Regions from separate parts of the Mus musculus genome. Here region 1 is linked to region 2. Evidence: chromatin loops called from intact Hi-C (ENCODE). Cell type or tissue: left cerebral cortex. All regions are shown on one strand. Links, peaks and the distances in the headings refer to the core of each region. The heading gives the core; the rest is flanking DNA.

Region 1 (2,919 bases), core at 190-2,689, 350 kb before region 2:
GAGCCACACACCCTAAGCCTGCTCCAGGTCTGTCTTCCTGCCACTCAGCCCCTCCCATGGTTTGAGTGATGGCATCCCCAAGGCAACAGAAGCAAGAAGCAGGGCTGGTGCCTGCCTCGGCAGCACATGCATGCACTAAGACAATTAGCATGGCCCCTACACAGGGATGACAGGCAGGTCTGTGAAGTGTTCCACAAAGGAGAGAAAAACAGAACTAGGGGCTGGGAGCTGGGGGTGACCACACAGGACTCTGCCTTCAGATATGGATTAGTCCTCTTGTAAAATAGATCCAGGCAGACCTGAAGGGGATAGGACTCCACAGGAATACCAACAGAGTCAACTAATCTGGACCCTTGGGGGCTCCCAGAGCTGAATCACCAACCAAAGAGTGAGCATGGGCTGGACCTACCTTGACCCTCTGAGCATATGTAGCAGATGTGCAGCTTGGTCTTCATAAGGGTTCCCCAACAACTGGAGCAGGGGCTGTCCCTGAATCTGTTGTCTGCCTGTGCCTCCCATTCCCCTAACTGAGCTGACTTGTCTGGCCTTGATGGGAGAGGATGGGCCTAGTCCTGCAGTGACCTGATGTGCCAGGGTGGGGTAATATCCAGGAGGGGGCCTCCCCTTTTCAGAGGAGAGAGGGAGGAGGGGGTGGGAGAGGGCCTCTGGAAGGATGGGGGAGGGGGGCTGTGATTAGGATGTAAGGTGAATAAATTAATGAAAAGAAAAAGAAAAAAGTAAAGGGCTCCAAGTGGGAAGGAGCTCTCTTCACCTCCATCTTCCACCAAACAAGGATACAACAGCAAGGCCCCATCTTGGAAGCAAGAAGCAGCCACAGGCAGGTATCCATGCTGCCACCTAGCATGAACTTGCCAGCCTTCAGAGCTATGGAAACATTTTTATCTTTATGCAGACTAGAAACTTTGTTTATTTGTTCATTTGATTTATCTATCTTATTTTCTTCATTTGTTTGTTTGTTTGTTTCTTTCTTTTCAATGCTAGGGATTGAATCCAGAGCCTTGAAATATGTTAGGTAAGTACCTGACCACCGAGCTACATCACCGTCCTAGAGCACATTTTTATAGTAACAACAACAAAAGAGAGATGCCGCTGGGGAAAGGGCTCAGTGGGTAAAAGCACTAAGGGCTCTTCCAAAGGTCCTGAGTTCAAATCCCAGCAACCACATGGTGGCTCACAACCACCCATAATGAGATCTGATGCCCTCTTCTGGTGTGTCTGAAGACAGCTACAGTGTACTTATTTATAATAATAAATCAATCTTTTTCAAGAGAGAGAGAGAGAGAGAGAGAGAGAGAGGCCCCTGAAGCAGTTACTATTTCTTCATTGCCGTATGGTAGGAAATAGAAGGTAAGGGCTTGACACATGGCGAGTATGCAGAATGCCTCAGTGACAGTGAGCAGTGACGGTGAGGTACTCATTAACACAGTTGGCACTCGGAATATATTCGTTATCTGAGCCACTTTTCTATCTCCTCTGACTACCACCCTCAACCTCTCTGGAAAAGGCCTGCCATATGGTCAACACTGGGTCAGATAATAAGGTACTTTAGCCTGTGGTGGGCGAGGGCCAGGCCGTGAGCATCAGCACCTGAGATGGAGGCTGGAGTAAGGCGTAAAACCACACAGCTGTCACATCCCTGCTCCGGGTTCTCCCCCACCCTCCCCCGCCTCACCTCACTCACCAAGCTTCTGTAAGAACCGGCCAAACACATCACTGTTGTTATTATTTTTTTTTTTTTAAGTTTTCGTCTGTCTCTCTTCAAAGTTAGTAAGTACTTTTCATTCTGTGTCAGCCCACGCAAACCTCCCCTTTCTCTGATCTCACAGGGCACTCGGTCGGGACCACACAGCTCAGTAGTGAATGATCTCCTAGTATGTCACACAGGCTGTGTGACTCTCCAGAAAAGCTGAGTGGCTCAAAGCTGATTAAGACAGGTGGTCTTCAAAATGCACAGATGAACCCCCCCCAACACTCTCTTTCCTTCTTTCCCCTCCCTTCCCCATTTTGCATTCATTTTATACCAGCAAATGCTAAGCAACTGACAAGCATGACCCACACTGCCTGTGTGCTAAGGAGGCATGTTTTTACGTTAACTAAGCCATGGTATGGAAAGCTTCCAGTCACCTCTGGTACTGTTTGGTTCATGCACAGTGTTATAAATGAAGAGGGACTGAACTGGGTCACTGTCTTGTTTGTTTCCTTAAAAAGGCTCTAACTGGTGATCCTGAGGCTGCAGAATTTTATCTGCCAACACTGCAAAACGGACAGAAGAAACATGATGCGTCTTCCCTCAGTCGACAGCTTCCGACCAAGCTCCTCCTCTCAGTTCCAAAATATCAGTCACAGCTCTGGACTCAGTTGTCCCTCTCAAACTGCCGAGGGCCTGGTGGTCAGCAGCAGGAGCCGTTCAGAACTATGTCGTGTCTGGCATCTCTGAGCCGGGAGGTCTCTGGGAGTGTTTTTATCTGTGGCATCTCTTTAAGCATTCACTCACTACTGTCACTTTGAAGTTTCAAAACTATTCCTGGTTAGCACACAGGCTCATGCCCCCAACCCCGCTTTCAGGGTTGTGCCAATGTGGAAGCTCTCAGCTACTGCTCCAGTGCCCTGCCTGCCTGCCTGCCTGCCTGCCTGCCTGCCGCCCCTCTCCTGCCATAATGGTCATGAATTCACCCTCTGAAACTGTGAGCAAGCCCTCATTTAAATGATTTCTTTTGTAAGTTACTTTGGTCATGGTCTCTAATCACAGCATTTAAAAGTAAGCTACACCCCAAACAAGCTCTTCCTCTGTGGGCTGGACAGGGCCTTATTAAAGGGGTTCTGCAGGGCTGACCCCCATGATGCCTGCCAGGCAGACTCCACCCTTTTACTCTGCACCCTTAGCCCTTGGCAACAAGA
Region 2 (2,919 bases), core at 235-2,734:
TCTGTTTTCTTAGTAAAAATTGGTCAACCTACTCTAAAATTAGCATGGGGATACAAAAGATTAAGACTAACCAAAATAATCCTGAAGAGAAAAATATAGAATGAGAGGATTTTCTCTAGCCCCTGAGTTCCCAACACTTCTTCCCAACGGAGCCCTGCCTCGAGCACAGACACCTGTCTGGAATCCTGAAGCCTGATTTTGCTAACCACTTACTGTGCACACACATAAAGCATCATAAGAGTGAGCAGGGTTTCCACTGAAATGCTGAAGGACAGACAGCCTTCCTCCATCTGCAGCCCAGGGTCCCTTCCTGTGAGACTCATCTCTTGGGCGTTCCTAAGTACTTTCTCCCAGACCTGAGGAAGATCCAAATTCTTCACTTCTAACAACCTTCCCTTTCTGGCTAACTGGAACATGCTCTAAAATGTTATATTACACACACACACACACACACACACACACACACACACTCCCTTGGAAGCAACAAGATTTTGACAATATTAAAGGAGGAAGCCTTACTTTCTCCGGTGGGTGGTTAGCTATGACGGTTGTAGCCCTTTTGGTAAATATGTTTGTTGAGTAAATATTGTTATACTCTTTTGCAGGTTCTTCACCATCTCTTAAGTCAAGCGCACAGCGGGTACCATTCAAAGACTCAATCGGCGCACAGGCCTCGTGGGTGTAATAGTCTTCACTGCCTAGGAGGTATCCTGCAAGAAGAATGGGAGAAGAAACAGTCGGCATGGCAGAAAGCTTGTTAGGCAAACGAATGTTCCAGCAGTTAATTGCCTAATGCAACTGATTGCCCATGACGAGGCTAATCAAATGACAGGGCTAATCAGGGTTCTCTTCTTAACATCTCTATATTTGTTAGAGACACCACTGAAATGGCACTACATGGAAATCCAAGGCCCTTCCTCACTTGAGTCTTTTAGAGCATCTGTTCTCGCTTGTCAACTCTTTATACATGGTTGATCTGTGGGAAAAGGTTTTTAGAAATCAGAGTTTAAGTTCAGGAAGCAACCAGATGCTAATTCTTTAAAATTGCCTAAGAAAAAAGATAACGCACCACTAATGTGTTACAAGGTTTTACTTGTAAAATACTAAAAACAGGGTTCAGATCGTGTCATTTGTTGCTACTGAGGTTGGGAGATGGATTTCTGTGGTTATTTATGGACGGGGCCTTTGCCGGAGTTATATTTAGTCAAATGCTGACACCCACTGGTGGAAAAATATAAACCTTTCCTAATACAAGCTCTCTATCCCAGCTGAGCAGCCCCAGAGATCAAAGAGCAGCATTCTGTCTAGACTGTGAACCTTGCCCCGCTGCTCAGAGATGCAGTGCTTACTGAGCCCAGTGGCCTGTCAACTCCCCTGTTTCTAGAGCCCAGATCCCATAACAAAGAGGAAAGCACAGGAGAAACAGAAACGCCCCAACTAATCGTTGTTCTGCAAGTGATCGTGTTTTGAAAATGTGAAAATAAGCTGGGCTGCATATTATGATTAAATTGACAGACTTGCTCAGAAAAGGCCAATCAACAGAGGGCAGAAAGTGGTTAGTGACGGATGGCCCAGGGCTCTGGTTGCCTGGAGGCCCGTGATGACTGCTCATGGGATTTGGTTTCTTTTTGTGACATACATGTGTGTGTGTGTGTGTGTGTGTGTGTGTGTGTGTGGTTTCCTACAACTGAATTGTGGTGATAATGGCACAATCTCTCACATTGTTTAAAAATCGCTAAATTAAATACGTTAATTGGGTAAACTGTATAGTATATGAATTATACCCTAATAAAGCTATTAAAAAGAAATAAACTTTGATGAGCTCTTAGCTATATTCTTAAATATATTCCCTTTTAGTCTTAAAATGATGAAAAATGGGCCTAGCTCTTTCCTTTCTCATGAATTTTGTATACAGTGACAATTAAAGAGTCTTATACAGCTTATGTAATAATTCAATTGATTTTAGATTAACTATTTTTCATGATCAAATAAGTTCAAGGTCCTGAATATAATTAGTATATGACATCAACATAACTTATTGTGTGATTTTATCTATATTTATAGGAAATAAATCCAACATATTTACTACTTAATATGGAATAGAAAAAATTGTATTCACAAAAAAAATAATTTCAGGGCTGGTGAGATGGCTCAATGAGGAAAGGTGCTTGCCACCAAACCTAACAACCTTAGTCTGATCCCTGCGATCCACACAGAGGAAGAAGAGAACGGACTCCTGAAAGCTGTCCTGACTCAGACCTCTACACGTTTGTGTTCTCTCTCTCTCCCTCCCCCTCTCTCTCTCTCTCTCTCTCTCACGCACACGCACGCGCACGCACGCGCGCGCGCGCGCACACACACACACACACACACACACACAAATAACTACCTCAACCTTACCTTGGTGATTAGAGTGATCAAGCCAGTAGTTTGGGTTTTTAACATCTACTTAGTATTAGAATTTGGAGAGAACACTTCACACTCCTTTCCATTAATATAAACTATCACTGGGGAAGATATAGGCACAGGATATGTTTGGTTATAGGAACCATAAATATTAAATGATATTAAAAATAGAAGAACTGTAGAGCTAGAACTCAAATACTTGGCCAAACCAGTATAGACAAATAACAAATGTGGGTATTTGTCTATCCAGGTCCAGGGTGAACCTTAATTCTCATACAAGAATATGACTTCTGCCCTTTATGTAAAGTTTTTAGTGTGTGTGTGTGTGTGTGTGTGTGTGTGCACATGTGCATTGGTCAAAGGACAACCCTGACATCATTGCCAGGAGCTATTCCCATTGTTTTTGGAGACATGTTCTCTCCTGGTTTGGCATTTAGGCTAAGCTGCCTGGACAGTGAGCCCCAGGGATGCCCCCACCTCCACTGTCCTTGAGCCTGGAGCCTGGACTCAAAG

What was found. A loop is a pair of places that touch in the nucleus more often than their neighbours do. Peaks named below come from ENCODE experiments on the same cell type or tissue, not always from the same donor. Only the 100,000 strongest peaks of a DNase experiment are listed, where the experiment ranks them.
Region 1: it touches region 2 in a loop (15-fold over the local background); 15 of 42 quality-filtered maps call a loop at or near these places.

The regions. Positions count from the first base shown.
Region 1 is chr13:94,143,546-94,146,464 of GRCm38, reverse strand. All of the region lies in intron 2 of Lhfpl2 (lipoma HMGIC fusion partner-like 2), which reads right to left. Among named protein-coding and RNA genes, the nearest start is that of Lhfpl2, 87 kb to the right of the region's middle. In left cerebral cortex, for the core only: a CTCF peak has its summit at 1,187 (motif pointing left); no DNase peak of the experiment used is centred there.
Region 2 is chr13:93,791,819-93,794,737 of GRCm38, reverse strand. Arsb (arylsulfatase B) reads right to left here. Exons shown (of 8, transcript NM_009712.3): 3 at 520-710. Among named protein-coding and RNA genes, the nearest start is that of Mir5624, 2.5 kb to the right of the region's middle. In left cerebral cortex, for the core only: a CTCF peak has its summit at 1,230; a DNase peak (open chromatin) is centred at 1,204.